Regions from separate parts of the Mus musculus genome. Here region 2 is linked to region 1. A link is a loop called in an ENCODE intact Hi-C map of the cell type or tissue named here. Cell type or tissue: left cerebral cortex. All regions are shown on one strand. Links, peaks and the distances in the headings refer to the core of each region. The heading gives the core; the rest is flanking DNA.

The links. Peaks named below come from ENCODE experiments on the same cell type or tissue, not always from the same donor. Only the 100,000 strongest peaks of a DNase experiment are listed, where the experiment ranks them.
Region 2: a loop joins it to region 1, with 3 times the contacts of the local background. A loop is called at or near these places in 9 of 42 quality-filtered maps.

The regions. Positions count from the first base shown.
Region 1 is chr2:163,713,778-163,724,596 of GRCm38, forward strand. Pkig (protein kinase inhibitor, gamma) reads left to right here. Exons shown (of 4, transcript NM_001039391.2): 3 at 7,351-7,524. The coding sequence starts at 7,374. Among named protein-coding and RNA genes, the nearest start is that of Gm16316, 27 kb to the left of the region's middle. In left cerebral cortex, for the core only: a CTCF peak has its summit at 5,763 (motif pointing left); DNase peaks (open chromatin) are centred at 4,906, 5,261 and 5,682; H3K27ac peaks cover 3,452 bases.
Region 2 is chr2:163,622,993-163,633,811 of GRCm38, forward strand. Serinc3 (serine incorporator 3) reads right to left here. Exons shown (of 10, transcript NM_012032.4): 5 at 9,114-9,251; 6 at 7,934-8,103; 7 at 6,135-6,225; 8 at 4,880-5,060; 9 at 3,261-3,485; 10 at 281-2,587. The coding sequence ends at 2,449. Among named protein-coding and RNA genes, the nearest start is that of 0610039K10Rik, 16 kb to the right of the region's middle. In left cerebral cortex, for the core only: a CTCF peak has its summit at 5,329 (motif pointing right); no DNase peak of the experiment used is centred there.

The DNA of each region.
Region 1 (10,819 bases), core at 3,470-8,469:
GGCTGTTGGCTCTGCCTGGACGACTCCTCCTCCTCCTCCACCTCCTCCTCCTCCTCCTCCTCCTCCTCCTCCTCCTCCTCCTCCTCCTCCTCCTCCTCCTCCTCTTCTTCTTCTTCTTCTTCTTCTTCTTCTTCTTCTTTCCTCCTTCTTTCTTCTTTCTTCTTTTCTTCTTCTTCGTCGTCTTCGTCTGAGTGCTCTGCTGCATATATATCCACAGACCAGAAGAGGGCATTAGACCCCTTTGTTGATGGTTGTGAGCACCACGTGGATGCTGGGGATTGAACTCAGGACCTCTGGAAGAGCAGCCATTGCTGTTAACCGCTGAGCCTCTCTCCAACCCTGCCACCTTCATTTTGTGTGAGGGAGGGTTGTTAGTTTGGTCATCTGGTTTCTGAGACAGGGTCTTCCTATGTAACTCTATGTGTAGACCAGGCTGGCCATGAACATCTGGGAGTGTTCATGCCTCTTTCAAGGTTTAGGATTATAGTCAGATGTCTCCACGCCTGGCTCTCCACCTTTTCCCTCCTTTCTTTCTTTTCAAAGAAAAGCTTCTTCTCTGACCGTCCCACCTTTTGTTTTGTTTTGTTTTGTTTTGTTTTTTGTTATTTTCAAGAGAGGGTTTCTCTGTGTAGCCCTGGCTGTCCTGGAACTCACTTTGTAGACCAGGCTGGACTCAAACTCAGAAATCCGCCTGCCTCTGCCTCCCAAGTGCTGGGATTAAAGGCGAGCGCCACCACGGCCCGGCGACCTTCCCACCTTTAACTGAACCACATATACCACTGGAGAGAGCCTTTCCTCTCCTTCCATAGCCAGTATTAGAATCTGCCATGGTCGATTAACATACCCATGCAGTGCTTTTTCTTGTGTCAGATTGTAAATCTTGTCTCCAGTGTGCACCTCACATCTGACAAGGTGCCTGGCATCTCTGGCGCCATAGACAATGAAATGTCCAGGCTGGAAGAGACTTAGAGATCAGACTCCATTATTGTTCAGATGGAAAAAAGGAAGCTAGGAGAGGAGGGGGGTTCTGGGAGTCTGAGGACCGTGAGGGTAGGGTCAGACTTTTAGCGCTATTGTGGCACAGGGTCCATCCCTTGTTCCCTCTACCCTAGAGTCTAGAGCAGTTCAGCAGCCTCTGAGCTAGGTCTCACAGGTAAATAGTGCCCATGCTGGCCAGGATGCCAACTGGTGGGATTCCTGTTCACCTAGCAGCGAAAGCACAGGAGGAGGGGTAGGGTTTTGGCTCTCTGCAGCACCATTAAACAGAGAGTAGCCAGGCAGTGGTCACACATGCCTTTAATCCCAGCACTTGGGAGGCAGAGGCAGGTGGATTTCTGAGTTTGAGGCCAGCCTGGTCTACAGAGTGAGTTCCAGGACAGCCAGGGCTACACAGAGAAACCCTGTCTCAAAAAACAAAACGAAAGAGAGAGAGAGAGAGAGAGAGAGAGAGAGAGAGAGAGAGAGAGAGTAAACAAAGGAGCCAAGTGAAATGTCAGAAGGGAAGGTTTACTGATAGCTCAGCCACAGTGGGGCACAGTAATGGTTTATTAATTGGTGCTTCTCATGTCTCATGGAACTTTCCAGCCCTTCTGAGCCCATATGCTCACCTCATCTTCACTTCAGCCCATGAACTTCAGGGTGCTTTGGTTATTCCCAAGTGCAGGGGCAAAGGGTGATGGCCAGTGTGTCCCAGGCGGTAAGAGGGGAGGCTGGCTTGACAGAGGCATTAGATGAGTTGCCCTACAGCACACCTGCAGTCCCTGAACTGGTGATGTCACCAGGGACTGGTGATAGCAGTGAGTTCTGCACTAGGCAATAGGGCCTGTGGAGTCTAGAACCTTGGGTGGTGGTAGTGGTGGTGGTGATGTTACTACTTATGATCAGGTCTTACTATGTCACCCTGGCTGGTCTGGAACTCTGTGTAGGCCAGGCTGGCCTCCGACTCACAGAAATCCACCTACCTCTGCCTCCTGGAATTGAAGGTGACCCTCTAGCAATCTTTGAGCTTTAGTTTTTCCAAGTAACAACAGTCTTTTCTAGATGGACTCTCTCTCTGGAGAGCCTCTCAGTTTAACTCTCCATAACTTTTTGTTAATTGTTGAGCACCTGCTATGGACCAGGCCCTGTCATTTCCTGAGTGCATCCAAACTGCTTCTCTGCTGGAGATGTGCAGTGGGCCAGGGCCGAGCAACACAGACCCCCATGTTGGTGACGGTTTATCAAGAACATTCTTGTGTCAGTTGATATGAGCAGATCAGTGTGCGTGTCGCACTTTATGGGTCTCCTGTGGCCCGGGTTGGCTTTGAATTTACTGTATAGTCAAGAATGCCCTTACACTTTTGATCCTCCTGCCTCCATCTCCTGAGTGCTAGGATTGCAGGCACGCACAGTCACACTCAGCTTTGCTTTACTCTCTCATTGAACGGTTCTGAGTCAGGTGCCGCCACAAGCCTGACTACTTTCCTGAGTGTCCCTCTTGCCAACAGAGGAGGACCTGAGGGGGAGCCAGAGGTAGAGTTAGGCCAGCTTGTGTGGGAAAAGGGCAGGTTTAGGAGACCAGGGTGCTTAGGCCTATGCACCCAAGTGAGTCCTGTGAGAGAGGAAACTAAGGGGAGGCCAGAGCTGAGGGCCATAGAGTTTTCTCTCAGGCAACAATTGAGGTTGCTCCTTGCCCAGGAAGGAAGATGCTGCTGCTGTTCCTAATGGTGTCACCCAGGTGTCTCACCTCTGCACGAGAGAGTCGATGCTGAGCGAGTGGATGGGCAGGCCATGGGACAGAGAGGTGGAGAGTGTGAAGGACAGCGTGGGTGCCGGCCAGCTGAGAGGAACGGGGATGAGCTGAGAAGTCACTCCACTCCCCAGCTTCAATTTCCTCATTTCTCAAGTGGAGGCTAGAGGACTTGTGTGCACAGTGTGCTGTCAGTGATCCAGCCTGGCCACTCAGGAGGAGGACTTAGGCTATTAATAGTTAGTTTTAATTCAGTAAGTATGAAGTACCCACTGCGTGCAGGCACTGGAACAGCCTTGAGGGTACAAAGACAAGAGCAATGGTGTTCACTCTCGGTGAAGGAGACTACAGAAGAATGAAAGTGGTCTTTAAACTCTTGAATCTGTATAATAAGGTCTGTCTTGTGCGGCTGAGCGTGGTCCACTCAAGTCTTGATTTAGCAGCACAAGGTGGCTTGAAATGGGAGGGAAGATAAAAGAGCCTCTGGACTGAGAGCACAGAGCCTTTGATGTGGCCGCTCTGCTTTTAAGGGAAGAAACTCCAGGTCTTTGGGGAGGGTAATTAAATCAGTCTGCAGCTGTGCCTGCCCGCAGAGGATCCTGCAGCTGCTAACGGCAGCTGAAGGCTGGGTGGACTTTGGATATGTTTGTAGTGTTTTGATATAATCGTTGCACAGAGTTTCAGGGTAATTTGGATTTGTTTTTAAGACATATGCTTGGATGAAGAAAAGCAAGATGAAAAAGAAAAAGTTTTGGCCAGTCATGATAGTGCATGCCTATAATCTGAGCATCTGCAAAGCTGAGGCAGGAGGATTGCTGTGAGTTGGAGGCCCACCTAGGGTATATAGTGAGTTCCAGCCCAGCCCTGGTCCACAGTGTGAGACCCTTTCTCAAAAAGAAAAGGAGAGATGCCCAGCAAAATGGTTTAGTGGGGGAAAGGCTCTTGCGTCGCAGGCCTGACAACCTGAGTTCAGACCCTAGAGTGCACAGAAAGGTTCCCCAAAGAGGTCCTCTGATCTCCATAGAAGCATCGTGCTCCACACACATGCCATGGACACACAGTAATAGATGAAGAAATGGACAAACGAGAAATTTCTTTACAAAAGACATAAGAAAGAAGGGAGGGGTTTTGTGTATCACACAGACATTTCTGGAAGGACCCAAGATATAGTGTGCTGAGGGAGAGTGTCTGGAGTAGGTGGAGACACCCAGGCCTTGCATCTTTCCATTTGTACCTTTTGAGTTTTATTTCTCATCCACACATAATTGATAACTTATGGGCTAGAGTGTAGTTGAATGATAGAACAGTTGCCTAGCATGCAGAAGGCCTTGGGTCACATCTCCAGCACTAATAATAATAATAATAATAAAAACAAAGCCATTTCCCAAAAGAAGATTGAAAAGGTAAGTCAGGTATGGTACATATTATCTCAGCAGTTGGGAAATAGAGGCTGGAAGATCAGGAGTTTAAGGCCAGCCTTGTTTATGTTTTGAGTTCAAAGCCAGCTTGGGTTGCATGAGACCCAGTCTCAAAAATGTAGAGTAATATTATATATATATATGTATATATATATACACACTTAAAAATCAATCTTGCTGGCTCTGGTGGCCTGGTGCACACTGGTAGGATTTGTTGGAGGATGTGGAGGCAGGAGGATCCTGAGTTTGAGGAAAGCCAGACTGTAGTAGCTCATACCTTTAATCCCAGCACCTGGGAGGCAGAGGCAGGTGGATCTCTAAGTTTGAGGCCAGCCTGGTCTACAGAGTGAGTTCCAGGACAGCCAGGGCTACACAGAGAAGAAGTTTTGAAAAACAAACAAACAAACAAACAAACAAACAAAAAAGTTACTCATATATGACTATATGATTTTATTTCACTTCCAGCATAAATGAACATTTTCTCATGCTTGTCTGTCTGTCTGTTGGGATGGCATCTTGCTATGTACCTCAGGCTAGCCGGACCCAAGGTCATCCTCCCTTGGCATCAAGTAGCTGTAATTCTAGGCCTAGGCTACCATAGTGTGAAGAATACAGTCATGGAAGACAGTAAATTTGAGTGTTTGTGTGTTGAGCTGGAAACTCCCCAGAGCTGTGTTTGGAGCCATGGTCCCTAAGGATGAATGAAGATGGGTGCTTTCCAGGATTGGGTTTGGGACTTGGCAGTGCCAACAGCATCAGCTTTCTGCCAGGGTGGCTCAAAGGTCAGACATAGCAAGAGCAAGTTTAAAGCCCTAGGGAGTCTGTCCTAGTGAGAGGCCAGCAGGTGGCTTAGCAGGTAATTCATCTTCTGGTGTCAGATCCTGGAGAGAGCAACAACGGTGGAGCACTCCGGCAGTCAGAGCCTTCCCTGCAGTCCCTGGGGTCACTCTGTCATCCCACAGATAGGGAATGGAGGAGAGGATGGGTGGGTGGGCAGGTGGGCGGGTGAAAAGCTGTGTGATCCAGGTGTATTTATAGCGCACTCCTCTGTAGCAGGTGCCGAGCCCAGCATCTTGGAAGGAAGCAGCAGAGTGGGTTTGGCTCAGCTGCCAAGATCAGGCCTCTCAGTCTGGTGCAGTGACAATCCAGACACAAATCTCTTTTCATGGAACTGACGTTCTCGATGGAAAAGAGCTGAGCAAAGAGGCTACAGCAGATGGTGTGGGCTACCCAGGGTTTGACCCACCCCATGGGCAGCTGGTGTCACCTGGGGAAACATCTGAGCCTAGGAAGCACATGGACTGGCCTGAGACCTTTCCAAGTCAAGTTATAAAGTTACACACACACAGTGCTTATCTACGGGGTGGGGCCATTGAGAGTGATGGACGTGAGCAAGTGCCTGGTGACTGTCCTCACCACTCTTTGTGCTGCAGTCTCATCATTGTAGAGTGTCATCACCATTGCAACAGGCTCTGCCGAGGCTTTGAACAGTTTCCCCAGAGGAAGGGGAGGCAGTGTGAGCAGCAGAAGGAACCACCTCCAGGAGTTCGCTCTGGTCTCCCCACACACTAAGAAAGACAGGCAGGGAGCGCCATCTGCTGGGTGCAGAGGGCACTTCCTTACACAGAATTTTGCTTCTGCCTCATTTGGAAACCCAAAGAGGGGCAGGGTCTTTGCTTGAGAGAATTGGCTATGAAATCTAATGTATGGTCTGGTCCCTGGATAATTACCGAGTTCCTTCCTTAGAATCATGGTTCTCTTCACTCTAGACTATTGTCCCCCACAGGGACATTCCTGGTCTCACGCCTTTGTTCCCTCTCCAGCCTCTTCCATGTGCCCTCCCCACCATCCCATTGGAGGGCTCATGGGAGCTTGAAGCCAGCAGGGACTTAATGAACCCTTGAATGGTTGCTTTCCATCCATCTGGCGTCCCAAATGCTTCCCTCTGGGTCCCATTTCAATAGCCACACCTCCTCTTACCACCTGACTTAAGTCAGAAACCAAAACTCCCTGTCAGACAGAAGCTGCCCACATATTTGTTTTCCAGGTTGTGTCTAGGATCCAGCTAGGTGTCTGCTTGGTCCCTGTTGCGTTCTCACCTCTGACCTCCCCAGAAGCCTAACCTAACCCATCCACAGCTGTCTTCATGGTCTTACCTAAACCCCTCCAGGGTGTGTCTTCCCTGCCACTGTCCCTCATGTGTGTCCTTTCTGCTCTGCTCCACCCCATCTTCCTTCCTCAGAGCCTCAGTACCCGCCTGTTCCCTTCCTTAGGGCCTCCTTGTACCCCCATTCCTTCTTCCTGCCTTTTTTTTTCTTTTTATAATTTTTGCCTCTCTTCATTTTATAATTTTACTTGAGACATGGTCTCATTCTTTTATCCCAGAGCTCACTATTCAACTGTGTAGCTCAGACTGGCCTCGAGCTCACAACAGTCCTCCTGCCTGAGTCTCTTCAGTGCTGGAGCTTCAGGTGGAAGCTACCATGCCCAGATTCTTTCCGTACATCCTTGCCTATTGGCTGATGTGCTGCTTTCCATCTTGGGTCCTGGCCATCCCTCTAGCGCCCTTGAAGCCCTGAACACGCAGTCATGAGCTAAGTGACCCAGTGTGCAGTGAACTCTAAGCTCTGTGAGGTGGGAGCGATGCCGGCTTGCTGTGCTCCCATGTGGGGCAAGCTGCTCAGGAGCTGGACTTTGAATCAAGATGGAATGCATGGTCTTACATGTTTTCACATTTATCTTGCTGTATGTGTGTGTGTGTGTTTACACAAGGTACACAGTGCAGGTGTGAAGGTCATAAAAGAATGTGCAGGAGTTCATTCTGTCAGGCACATGGTGTCTGGGGCTTAGTGGCAAGCACCTTTACCCACTGAGCCATCTTCCTGACCCTCTTGCATGTCTTATCTCTCTGTCCTCCCTCCTTTCCGCTCTCCCTCCTCTCCTCCCTCCCCCCCCCCCTTTTTTTTTTGTTTCTTAATTTTAAAAATAAAACAGGGTCTCTCTATGCAGCCTTCGCTGTCCTATAACTGATTAGGTAGACCAGGCTAGCCTAGAGCCACAGAGCTCTGTCTCCCAAGTGCTAAGATTAAAGTCATGTACCACCATGCCTGACTTCATGTTCGTTCTGTAAGACGTGAGTAGAAGTTGTCTAACTGTGGCGTTACAAAGGACGTCAGTGTCTCACTTCTGCTCCTATCCCAACAGGCCTGAGGAGCGATGAGACAGGCATGATGGAAGTCGAGTCCTCCTACTCGGACTTCATCTCCTGCGACCGGACAGGCCGTCGGAATGCAGTCCCTGACATCCAGGGTGACTCGGAGGCCGTGAGTGTGCGGAAGCTCGCTGGAGACATGGGCGAGCTCGCACTTGAGGGAGCAGGTCAGAGCTAGTGCCCCCACATCCTGGTGGGCAGCTGGGGAGGTAGTTTGCCAGCTCTGGTGAGCCTCCAGACCCTACACCTTCCTCAGGGAAGCAGCTGCATCTAAATTGGGGCTGTTTGCGACTGTTGGCAGAGCCCAGCCAATGTCTAAGATAGAGAGTGCCAGTGTCCTGGTTCTAAGGGCTCTGATGAGTAGCTGGGGCCTTTCCCCTTTTCCCTGCCCCAACTCCAACAAATCCTGTTAGATCTCTGTAATGGATCCTAACTCCCAGTGCTCCATGCCTTAGCTTCTCCACATCTGCACAGCCACCATGTTTACCTGCTGTTCACTTGGACTTCATGCCCTTCCTGCACAGCAGACAGCAGGATTAGTTAGCCTGTCCTGTCCTGTCAGCCTTCTGCCCCAGACTCTATGGTAACATCTCAGAGCCAAGCTACTCTTCAGTGCTCCCCAGGAGTCATGCCCTGCTGGCTAGCCTGCCTGGCCTTGGGGTCCATCCACACCCTACCCACTTTCCCCCCACTCGCCCATCTCTGTCTGCTTCTCTATAAAGGGTCAGGGCCTCCTTGTGGGGCCTTCACTGCACTCACTGTTACCTCTGTCTACAACCACAGATGCTCCCAGAGGCCTCCTCAGCTAGTGTGCCCCAGGCCACATCACTCTCAGAGGCCTCTGCTCAGCTTAGGTCCACAGTTAGCCTTCCCTACCACTTCTCTGCTGCAGGCTCAGAGCCGTGCTTGCTGTATCACTTCCCATGGTGCACTGCAGCTTCCTCTGTGCTACTCCAGGAGCGGATCCTTGCTGGGCCAAAGCATTGTCTTTGCCTGTGCGGCCCCAGTCTAGAGTTCTCAGTCCTTATTGCCCAGAAATGACTTAGGAACACGGAACAGGGACAATGTTGGGGACAGGGACCCAGTTTCTCATGTAATAGATTTAACTGAGGTCAAGGGAAACTGGAGTCTTCTTAGGCTCGCCCAGCCAATGACCATCATTGGTATGACAGTCTCTATGCCTCGGGAGAATACCCTGCCCCTTACCTCCATAGCCTCACAAAGTTTCCCAGGCTGAGGCCCTTTGGCCTTCCTTGTGTTGGTCCCTGCTTTCTGTTCAAGTACGGAACCTGCACAATGCTCCCCACCCCCTCCGCAGCCCCAACTCTTATTCCCCACTTTTTCCTTTCTCTTTGCAGCTGGAACAAAGGCCTGCGGGCCCTGCTTCTGGCGGTTGCTTCTCATTGTGGTGCTTTTAGTGCTAAGGCCTTCCCAGACCACAGCTTGTCTCTGACAGAGGCGCCCCTTTCTCCCCATCTCCATGGCCCTATGAACTGAGCTGTTCCAGCACAGGCTGTCTCATGCCCTCTGTGACTAACAGTGTTTGGCACGTGACGGGTACCTACTCAACGGCTGCTCACTGTCCAACCGAATGAGCAGTGGACCCAGCTGGCACACCGGGCACAGTGCCAAGGGGCTCTTCAAGGCTCCTGTGCTCTGCTCAGCTCTCATCAGCTTTGTTTGCTGCCTGCCTTCATCCTTAGCCATCACTAGTCCCCTCATGTAGGCCTTTACAACACCGTTTGCCTTACTGAGAGTCTTTGTGTATTTGGGTCCTCCCAGTACATGATGCTTGCTAGCCACCATGACTGATGTCTGAAAGGGAGGCATAAGGACAGAATGTGCTTGATGCTGGGGACTGGAATGCCTTTGATAGAATCAAGGCAAGGTGGCCAGCTATGAGAAGCCATCACAGTAAAGTGTCCCCAGGCATTTCTGAGCCCAGCAGACTCTCATATGCTGAGGACAGAGCCTTAATCCTATCCCCCAGATTCTGACCCACAGGCCAAGGCCCCAGAGTTTTCTCTGCCACGCCTTTCAAGGGCTGATGCATAGACTGAGTAGAACAGGACTGTGGCCCCGTAGGGTATGGGCAGGCAGAAGTGTCCTAGCTACCTAGTCTCCCCAAGCCTGTGGCCTGCTGGATCTATCAGTGTCCTCCAGCATGTAGTGCACACATCTGTCTGTGCCTGCCATCTTCTCAGACAGGGAGCACACATTTGCTTTACTCTCTTAAGAGGAAGAGAAGCCAGAGGCCAGCCATGGAGATGAGGGTACACTGACCCTGGGCAGCAGTTTCTTTTCTCCCAAGGACTGATGGGATAGGACCTTCTCCCCAACTAAGGGAGGGTTGGGGCTGGTACAGAGGAAGTATGATTGCTAGAGAGGACTTAGGGTCACAGCCTACGTTCCATCAAGCCAGATTAAGACATCAGTTCTCAATAAGCCAATTAAAAGAGCCAAATTAGGAGCTGGTGGTTAAGTTCAGTGGTTAAGACCACTTCATAGCAGCTTACAACATCTGTAGCTCCAGTTTCAGGAGATACAGTACCATCTGACTTCCAGATGTGCCACAGATGCATGTGGTTCACAAACATACATGCAAGCAAAACACTCATGTACATAAAGAAAAAAATTAAAAAGCCAAATTAAAATGAAGAACAACAAAAGGCAATTTATTCAGCATGGCCACATTGGGAAGAGGGACAGAGAGGTCAGATGATCCCTCCAAGTTCATCTTTTGGGCTCTGCCATGAGGGTAGGTTTAAGTAGAGGCCAGCGTTGTGCACACCCAGGCTGTCCTCACAAGGTGTGGTCTGCCCATCACTGCTCCTTCATTGTCCAGGGCCCACTATCCTCAGTCACTGGCAAGTCACAGAACCCCTTCCTGGAGAAAAGTCCCCGTGGTTGGCTCAGGCTCAGGCTTTTCTTCTTCAGCAGGAGATCCTTGGGAATATATAATTTCTTGGGGGCCCAATGTTTCAATAGTCTGACAGCCAAGGTGAAGGACAGAGTCTCTTCAGGATATCTTCATCCCTGCCAGGTTGGTTACTATAAAGTGCCTTGCCTGTAGTCTCGAGCAGTGGAGTGAACAGCAGAGACAATGGGGGATTTAAAGGGTCTCAGTTCACGGGGGCTTCACAAATGAACCTAGTACCTCAGGGGTGTTAGGCCTCCAGAGACCAGGAGAACTTTGTGGCTGAATCTTGGTTCAGCCCCCATCCTCAGAGGAGGCCGCTTCAGGACAGGCAGGCTCAGATTGGCACATACTTGAGCCACAGTACCAAGTTCTGTCCACACTATTTACTTCCATGAGCACTCAGAGCCAAAGACTGCTGTGTAGGGCAATGGGAGGCCGTCCTGCCAACATGCCTCTATGAATGCAGGAGAATGCAGCTTAGAGGAAGAAGTGGGGCTCAGCAGTAAGCAGGCTCTCCCCTTTGGTTGCAGGTATCTTGCCCC
Region 2 (10,819 bases), core at 2,945-7,944, 91 kb before region 1:
CATCTGAATCAGGGCCCTCAGTCTACAGATGAGTCTGTGATGAAATATCAAGTGGACTCATCTGGCATGAGATAACTCAAAACTATGTCCAGTTCTGAAGTATACCCACAGGCTTACTCAAAACGCCGGTATTTCACGCCTGTGTACAGTTCTGCACGAGACTGAAATGAACAACTGTTTCATGTTAACAGCCAGACTTAACTTAGAGTGCAGCCAAGCAACAGTAGAATTGCTCTGTTTTTAAGAGAACTTATTTCAAATTAATCTAAGGTATCATGGTGAAAAAAAAAAAAAACCCTTTATTGAACTCTATTACATTATTTGGTAGTTTAGAACTCCATTTATTTTTAATCATATAAGACAAAGAATAGGATCCGCTTTGAAATTTATGGTTCCCCTACTGTTAAAAACAGGTATTTGTCTCACACAGTTAAGCTTAAGGGCCACAATTATCTGCTTCACAAATCCTTTGTAGTTTGCTTTGACACATGATCCTAAAGGACAGTAGTTCCAACAACCCATCAAACCCAGCTTCCCTAGCCTCCAGCTCTACCTAGCTGTCTATATTACAACTATGTTTAATTCTCTAAAACTACATTCAACCCAGCCTCTATCAGATTCTGAACACTTCTGACCTTTTAAGTACATTTAGTCTTGCTTTAATCCATAGTGACATTGGCACTTACTGTCAAACATCCTTACAACATATCCATTCTGAGACAACTTTATCTTCAAATAATCTCTGGTACTAAGTTCTGCATGAGGCCCAGGCAGAGTGCTCAAGGTCACAAGCACAGCATGTACTCAGTGAGCATTAGACAGCCACTCAACCTAGAAAATAGCAGAGGTCAGGCAGACCCCAGAGGTCTGACTCCCAAACCTATTCATCATATGAAGGGACCACCTCCATCCCAACCAGGATCCCAAGCAGAACCTATGTACACAGATTAAACTGGAAATAAGTTTTTCCTATCCCCTTAAACACCAATGTGGAAATTCTCTAAGCTGTCAATTTTTCCCCAAACCCCCTTACATCTTTAGTTCAAATCTCAGATGAACTGCCCTGATACCTGGTGTGAACCTACGTTACAAATCCTAACAGCACTCTCTCGAGGAAGTCACTGTGCTAGCCTCTATCCACTGATTTCTGTTTATGAGTTTTCAGCACTAATTTACCAGGCTGGTCCGCTCATTTTCCTTAGATGGAAGAATGTCTGTCTTGTCTTCACCCCAACAGGGCCTAGTGCAGAACCGATACTAGTTTCTCTTGAAAAGCCTGTTTTATCATACCTCCTTTGCACACTGCTTTTCAGGAATATCTTTTTTGACAGTGCCTAAACTGTTTCTTACCTACTTTGATCTTCCCCAGAGAAAATATTTAGGGTAGTTTCTAAATGAACTTAAAAACTTGACTAGTCAAATCTTAAGTGTTAGAAGAGGAGCATTTTGCCTGAAATGTCAGATTGATTTGGGACTCTCTAAACAAGAAAACAACAATAAAAGAAAACCTATCAACCCCACTGCAGAAGGATCTTTAAGAAAAGACTAGCTATGGTGATAGAAACCTCCTCCTCAGTACTTGGAAGTGGAGATAGGATGATCTGCATTCCAAGCAAGTCTGGGTTATGTGGAAAAGACCCTTTCTAAACAAATACACAAACAAACAAGAAACTAAATATCTATTTTAATTAAGTACTTTTATGTTGCAAATGTAATAAACTGACATGCCTTTGACTTTCACACACTCACAACAAGATCATTACATAACTCTGCAGTGTTTCTCAAGTGAGCTTTTCATTTTAATCAGATCTACAAAGCATTTACTTGGGTGACATATCTGACAAAGCCACAGACTTCTATCAAGCAGCATCAGTGTAGTATAAAAAGTAAGTAAAGGAACTCAATAATAGCCTTCTCTCAGCTGTATGAGCAGCTGCATTTCTGGGGACTGACCTAAATACATAATTCCTTGCCAAGAGCCAGGACACTACACCTCTGAAGAAGGGAAATGTGGATTAATGCATTCCTTTTTGGTTTTTAAGGAGACTGTAATAGAAATTAAAAATAGCCTTAAATATCCAACAATCTTCTAACTTAAAACTTAAACCAAAGTTGTAGGAATCTACAGGTCTTTATAAAGAATTCTCTTCACAGCACAGCTGTAGTTCATGTTAAAACACAAAAATGTTCCCTTTGTGCTATAGCCTTACAAATAAACATATATATGTGTGTGTGTGTGTGTGTATATATATATATATATATATATATATATGAAAGCTCAGATTCTGCATCAAGCATTACTCAATCTTGCCTTTTGATATAAACCTGAATACAGCCAAATCTGCAAAGCGTTCACTTAATAGTCTCGTTGATGAAACGCAAAATGGATATGCATTTTCAGAAAAGGAGACTCTGGTCAGCTTTATCAGTGTCCTTGACACACTGAGCTCAGCTGAAGTCCCGACCTGTGAGGACCAGGGGAGCCACAAGAGTCCAGAGGTAAAGGAGGAGGCACAACCAGCTGGAGCCCATTTTGAACCACACAGCTAGCCACTTGCTGGATACCTTCTGGAATTTGGCATCAGGGCTAAGAAAACAGAGAGTAGGGAGGGAGAAAGAGATTAGTATTGCAAATCTGCATCCCTCCCATTCCACCCATCCTGACCAACACCAAAAGACCCCACAGTGAGGCTTAGCTGGCACCATTAACCCTAGTACTGTTCTAGTACGGAGCTGAGAAGCTACTTTCAGTTATTATGGCCAAAGGACTGTGACTCTCAAGCATTTTCCTTCTTGCTAAGACCTAACTATTCTTTCAGCAATGTTATTCAGTACTATCTGAATTACTCTAATTATTGGCAAAGTGGAAATGCAGTCCCTGAAGTGGTTCCTCCTTAGGACATTATTACTTTAATATGGCATCTCTAAAAGCACAGAAAAAAATTATCAAGGTCACACTGAATGGCTTTTAGGTCATGATTTTCTTTCAAATAACTAGTCTAGAAAGCCACCAATAATTCCAACCAGGCTCTATTTCAAGCAGCATGTTGATACATGCTTGGAATCGCAGAGTAAGTTTGCTACAGCAGAACTAGAACAATGGGAAAGTTCAAAGCTAGTCTATCTCAAAGAAACCGAAAGGATTTCAGAGAAACTTCCTTCTCTGAGACAGCAAAGGGCTCCACAGTAAAGATGGTTCAGAGATGTTATAGGAATTCCCAAGGGCTGAGTGCTCTTCTACCTCTGTCTATGCCTCTTACCTGTACCAGCTGGTTATGGTCATCATGATGTACAAGGAGGCACAGCAGAGCATCAAGTGGAAAAAGGAGTAGCTATACTGCACCCCCTCCTTCTCATTGTCTACAGCCCTCCGTGGCTGTCCATCCTCTTCATCATTGGCTCCATTGGTGGTATCACCAAGGATAACACTGTCACTCCCAGAGAGGGTCAGCTTGTTAACTTGGCTGTTGCTCGAAGTACGGAAGCTGGAAAATAATCCGCCCCCCCCACAAAAAAAAAATCACATCAAAAAGGAACTGTTTTAGATGAAATGATTCTTTTGCCTACAAATGTGTAGTTATTTCTGGGCTATTCCTACCTTGGACACAGAAAGCCTAATGAAAGCTCTGCCCAGCAACCTGCTGCCTGCTAACTCCAGGACAGTAGTCTTAGTAGTTGCTGCTCCACAGCTCACTTCCAGTGGCTATTCTACTACTACACGAGTGCCTCAGCTATGCTTGTCCTGTACCACCCAGCGATTCCCGGCTAACTCACTTATCTGTCACATCTCTTCTCAGTGCCATAGCCTCGTGAAATTCTTCTGACCTCACCCCTGTCTAAGCTGGGTGAGGAGCTTCCTCTCACCTCTTTCTCACAGCTCTCTAGGTGTCCTGCCAACACTTGCCAATCCTGCCTTGCTAGCTACAGTCACCTCTGGATGCCAGCACTGTAGATGCTCACTAGAAGATCAAGTTAATGAGTAAAAAAAAAATACAGAAAGAGGACAAAAACTACATGATCATTTCTACAGGCAGAAAAAGGTGACAAAATTTGGTACTCCTCCCACTACACTTACGTAAAATAAGTCTTTATTTACACCATCACTCTCTTGAGACACGCTTGAAGAGGGCATCGGATCCAATTACAGATGATCATGAGCCTCTATGTGGTTGCTGGGATTTGAACTCAGGATGTCTGAAAGAGCCATCAGTGCTGAGCATGGTGGCACACGCCTTTAATCCCAGCACTTGGGAGGCAAAGGCAGGCAGATTTCTGAGTTCTAGGCCAGCCTGGTCTACAGAGTGAGTTCCAGGATAGCCAGGGCTACACAGAGAAACCATGTCTCGAAATACCAAAAAGAGGCATACAGAGCTGGACTGGCAAAGATATGTAAACAACTTTTCATTAAAAAGAACTCTATTGAACCAGGTATGGTGGCACATGCCTTTAATCCCAGCTTTAGTGAGGTAGAGGCAGGCAGATCTCTGTGAGTTCCAAGCCAGCTTGGTCTACATACACAAAGAGAGTTCCAGTACAGCCAGCAACACACAGAAAAACCCTATCTTGAAAAAACAAAAATATACAAACAAAAAACCCTACACTGTTTTAATTCTTCACAATGGTTTAAAGACAACATATTAGGAGCTGGAGAGATGGCTCAGTGGTTAAGAGCACTGACTGCTCTTCTGAAGGTCCTGAGTTCAATTCCCAGCAACCACATGATGGCTCACAACCATCTATAATGAGATCTGATGCCCTCTTCTGGTGTGTCTGAAGACAGCTACAGTGTGCTTACATATATTAATAAATCGTTAAAAAAAAAAAAACCTATTATTCACTTTCATGAGGATACTGTAAGCACCTCTTACCTAGAACTTACCTAGAATATATAAGGCAGAAAACAAAGATAATCAGTCCCCAAATATCATCCAAATTCATAAAGTGCCCACTCTGTGACGGCGGAGCATAGGCAGGAGCAAGAGTAGTTGAATTTGCAGGAGACACAGTTGGTGAAGTTAAGTGTGTGATGATGCTCATAAGGGAGGGATTGCAGGACCGCTCTGAAATGTAATTGTTTGTTATCATTAGTTACAGCTCACTCTTATTCACACTCTTATTTTCACATAAATCAGAGGGCTTGTCCACACACCAGTTAGCTTTATTTAAAACACAGGAAAGTTATGCTTAGAACCTGAAACTCAGCAGTCAATACTGTATTTACATCACAATGATCTAGCTTTAGAAAAAAATACTATCTCGAGTTTTTTTTTTTTTTTTTAAAGATGTTTATTATATATAAGTACACTGTAGCTGTCTTCAGACGCACCAGAAGAGGGCATCAGATCCCATTACAGATGGTTGTGAGCTACCATGTGGTTGCTGGGATTTGAACTCAGGGCCTTTGGAAGAGCAGTCAGTGCTCTTAACCGATGAGCCCTCTCTCCAGCCCCTATCTATTGTGACTTCACTGTTTTGACAGTTTTACCATGGTGTTTAGGTTTTCCAAAAGGGAGCTTATTCTTATCTTATTCCAGTCACTCAATAAAGGCCGGGCGTGGTGGCTCACACCTTTAATCAAAGCACTAGGGAGGCAGAGGCAGGCGGATTTCTGAGTTCGAGGCCAGCCTGGTCTACAAAGTGAGTTCCAGTACAGCCAGAGCTATACAGAGAAACCCTGTCTCGAAAAAAACAAAAAGAAAAAAAGAAGAAGAAAGAAGGAAGAAGAAGAATCATCATCATCATCATCATCATCTGTAGAATATTCTATTGAGAAGTAATTCCTTAATCCCAGCACTCTGGGGATAAAGAAAGGAGAATCTTTTGTGAGATCAGCCTTTCTACATAACTAGCTACAGGACAGCTAGGACTGCAAAAAAGGGACTTAAGTCAAATCCCACTGGGGGATGGGAGTGGGGTAGAAAACAGAAAACAGATATTCCACCAAAAGACCAAACAAGCTCACTCTTAACTCTGTGACTTAGTCTAAGTTAGATAAAGCCTACACTATGCAATGGGTTGGTGTAAGCAGGCCGAACCACAGTCAAAGTAAACTATACTGCTTGTGCCACATCCGCTCCAGCTCTAGTGTGCACACCTACCAAGAGTACTTTATCTAGAGTCAGCCATTCCCTTACCAGGTTCATTGGTCATGGCTGACCACGTGAGGTAAAGGGTGTACAGAGTGATGATGGAGGACTGCAGGAGGCCAGAGCGAGGCTGATGTTCCTGTGAAATCAAAACAGAAACAATGTCATGGATCGCAAGGGTGACCTTGTGAAAGCCTGTGTGCCTCCACGAGATGCAGCCAAATTGAAATCTTACTCTTCCTGACAGCTAAAAGATGACAGGTAGCCCTTCAGTTTGAGTTACTCTACTCAATGCACTTACTTACTGATGGTTTGGAAAAACATTTCACAATCTTGAAAACTTCTGTATATCACACAAAGGTTTTTAAGACACTTAAGTTTCTAGTCTGTTTTGTTTTTTTAGGGTTTTTTTTTTTTTTTTGAGACAATATTTCACTATGGGCTCAGGGATTAAAAGCACTGACTGCTCTTCCAGAGGTCCTGAGTTCAATTCCTAGCAACCACATGGTGGCTCCCAACCATCTGTAATGGGATCTGATTTCCTCTTCTGATATGTCTGAAAACAGCTATTGCATACTCACATAAGTAAATAAATCTTAAAAAAAGAAAGATTTCACTATGAGGCTCTGGTTGTCCTGAATCTCAGAGACCTGTCTCCCAAGTGTTGGGATTAAAGGCGTGTACCACCACTGCCTAGCTTTCTAGAAAAATCTGCTCAACTCTACCACAAGATAGCTAAATGACCTACCACTTTTTGGAAACTTCAGTTTTCTTTGTTTGTACTAATTCTTTTAGATATTGTTGACCAAACTCAGTCCTGCTTCAACCTCCAGCATTGCTGGGTTGGAGATGCACCATGTCCAGCAAGTAATTAAATGTAAGTTAACAAAGAATTTTGAGACAGGATCTCATGTTATCTAAGGCTGGCCTTGAACTCAGTAAGCCAAAGATGATGACGAACAACTGACCTTAAGCTTCCACCTCCAGAATGCTACAATTATGGGCATGCAGCACCCTGCCTAATGCTGATCAAACTTGGGGCTTTGTGCAAGCTGAGAAAGCTCTCTATCAACCAACCATGCTATATCCTAAGCTTTCATGTTCTTTTTCAGTGTGTGTGTGTTACCTCAAGTATGGAGGTCAGAATTGGTTCTCCTTCCACTACAGGGGTTCAAGGTATGGTACTAAGGTCAACTGCAAGCACCTTTACTGGCTGAGACATCTCAGATACTTCTTCTTGATTCTTGAGAAAGGGCTGCACTACAGTTTTCTAGATCAGCCTCCAATTCCTTATGAAATTATCACACCCTTGTATGAAGCTGTGTGAAGGTCAGAGGGCAACATGCAGGAGTCAGTTCTCCTCATTAACCCTATGGGTCCAGGGAATGGAACTCAGGATACTGAACATCTTTACTAAACCACTGAGGCACCTCACAAGCCCCAAGTTACCTAGTTTTTAATGATCAGTAAATGAATGTTAACACAATATAGGAAGAACTCAACTTGCCATGGTGGCATATGCCAACAAGGAGGTTCTGAGGTTCAAGACCTGGAGTATATGGTGAGAACTAGGCCAGCTAGGACTATAATGTGAGAGAATCTCAAAATATAAAATTAAAAATTAAAAAAAAGGAAAAAAATATTGCCACTCAATAGCACATACCGACTTCTGCTTAATAAGCTATAATTACAAAAACTTAATTATGATATGAAGAAATATTAAGTAGTTAACCACTGATATAAATTCACCAATTCACTAAGGACTGAATACCAGTGTTGCCCCTGTCTGGAATTTAAGCTTAGCTAGCATTAATTCTTCCACGGGAGAAAGCAGAGAACCTCCATACCTGAACTTTAGGGAGGATGGACACAATAGAAACTGCAACACAAAAAATCAGGTTGAGGCTGATGAAGACCTTGTTTTCTGTGCAGTCGTCAGGCTTGGTGTAGAAGACGTAGAGCAGCGCAGCAAAGACGATGGAGAGGATGTAAAAGAGGCTTGTAAAGGACAGCAAGGCTAGAAAAGGGGGAAACAGCATGAACAGTGTCCACCATGTCAATCACAGCTACAAGTGACATCAGTCTTCTTCCATGCTGTACAATGAAGACACTTAATTCATTCCTATGGTGAGCAGTAAGCCACAGGAAACTGAAATGCCCCAAGGTTAAAGTTTCATACAGTTTTGAAATGATTCACCATTCAACTCCTAAATCCACCAGGTAAAAATGCATATAGAAGCGTTTCTAGATGATTCCTGGTCTTTCAACAGCAGTTCAGGGCCAGGCGTAATGGGTGGGTTCCTGTAGTCCTAGTATTGGCAAAGCTAAAGCAGAAGGATCAGAAGTTCAAGGCTAGCCTAAGCTACACAGAGCTCATCTCCTCACACAAGGTCAGAGCTCCTAGTAACTATATGCCAGGGACGATGTCTGGGAAATAAAACAGGCCCCTTCTGAGACAATTTCATTCTGTAGTCACTGGCTACACTAACCTGGCTCCCTTTACAAATAATGAGATGACCTCCCTGGTCTGGGATAACAGTTCGTCTGCTACTTTCAAATAATCTATAGAAATATCCCTTTACATTCACATGGATAATCTATTAGCTGTATAATTCTGAATCTGAAAGTTCTTGTTGAGCATCTCAACAGAAGTAGTTGCATTACAGACCGAGAGAATACAACTGACTGGAGTATGCTCATCTTCCAGCGATGTATACAATTCACAACAGGCACAACTAACAAATCTCAACTTTATAAAGGCAGCTCTAGAGCTGGAGAAAAGGTTCTCTGCTCTTCCAGAGGTCATGGGTTTCAGTTCCAGGGGAATCTGATGCCCTCTTCTGGCATCCATAGATGCTGCATGCACAAAATGCACAGACATAAATGCAGGTAAAACACCCTCATGCATTTAAAAAAAAAAAAATAGAAACCTTACACTGAGAGCTTATATATTTAAAACTGAAGATGTTACTATACATCCTACTTAAGGTAGCAGTATGATGCTCTGAGGTGAGTACAGATACCTACCAGCATACCAGAGCCTTGGGTTTCCTTCCTCCATTCGATTTACCCATAATTCATTCCAAGAGTGAGCCATGTCTACCAAGAGCACCAGCTGGATGATAATGAAGAAAGAGGCCCCCAACATTCCAGCAACAAACCAGACTGTAAAGAAAGAGAAGTTATTTCTCACCATAAGAATAACATTTCACAATTCCCAGCATGTACATGGGAACTCACAACTGTATAACTCCAAGGTCTGATATACATACATACATACATACATACAGGCATACATACACACACACACACACACACACACACACACACACACACTCACACACACAGAGGCTAGACACCAATGCACATAAAATAAAAATACATTTAAAAAAAGAACAATGCAGTAAAGAATAACATTTCAGTATGACTGCCAAACTTTATGAGCAGTCATCAACAGGGTAGAAGAGTCTATCTCCAGCTGTACAGTATGATTGTTATCATTTCAAAGTTACAGGTATTTGAGGAATGTTGTGCTGGATTTCATGTTTTAGAAACATTTTCAGTTTATCTATTTGTGTGTGTGCACGCACACGTGCTCATCAGCACACACAGACACCAAAGAATTGTTTCTGTGATTCAGTTTCCTCCTTACAGGGGTCAAGCTCAGGCTAGACATCAGGTTTCCTGGCAATTACCTTTCACCCTGAGACCTTTTAAAACTTTAGTTACCCATGACCATGCATTAGCCAATTAAGAGTATAAAAGTCCTAGCCAGGCACAGTGGCGCACGCCTTTAATCCCAGCACTTGGGAGGCAGAGGCAGGCAAATTTCTGAGTTGGAGGCCAGCCTGGTCTACAGAATGAGTTCCAGGACAGCCAGGGCTATACAGAGAAACCCTGTCTTGAAACACACACACACACACACACACACACACACACAGAGTATAAAAGTCCTTTAAAAATGGACAGACCAAGCATAGGCTAATGCCTCCAAAATGTCTCTTGATGCTCAAGCTCAGGGGTACACTGTTGTTTTTTGTTTTGTGTGTGTGTGGAGGGTTTTTTGTTTTGCCCTTTTTAAAAATTCTATTTATTTAATATATGAGTGCTCTGCTGCGTGTACATCTGCACGCCCTTATCTGATCCCCTTATAGATGGTTTTGAGTCACCATGTGGTTGCTGGGAATTGAACTTATGACCTCTGGAAGAGCAGCTAGTGCTCTTAACCACTAAACCATCTCTCCAGCCCCAGTACATTATTTTAAAAGACAAAACCACAATTACAGTGCTTTTAACACTGGGATTGGAGTAATATCTGTCTTTTTGCAGAGCTTAGCAATATTTTCCAGACAACACATGGCAATTAATTTTTATTTCCTCTAATTGTTTTAGTTTTAAGTTTGTACAAATGAAATTATTTCAGCTAATATATCTGAACCATGGTCAGGATCAACAGTCTAAATGTGTTTCCAAGGTAGATGTGGCTATTTGGGGTGAAACAGGGGTGTCCAGGCAGACACTAACATAGAACAGGATGGTGTTAGTGACTTCAATAGGCTCTCACATTCCAAATAACTTCACAACTTTTCCTTTATTTTTAGTGTGTGTGTGTGGGAAAACCACATTGGAGATTGTCAGATGTCACCTGTTGCCATGGTATAAAAGTAAATTAAGACAAGGAAAAGGCAGCATGAGAATGTTAGGTTCTCATATTGACAAGCTGATAAACTTTT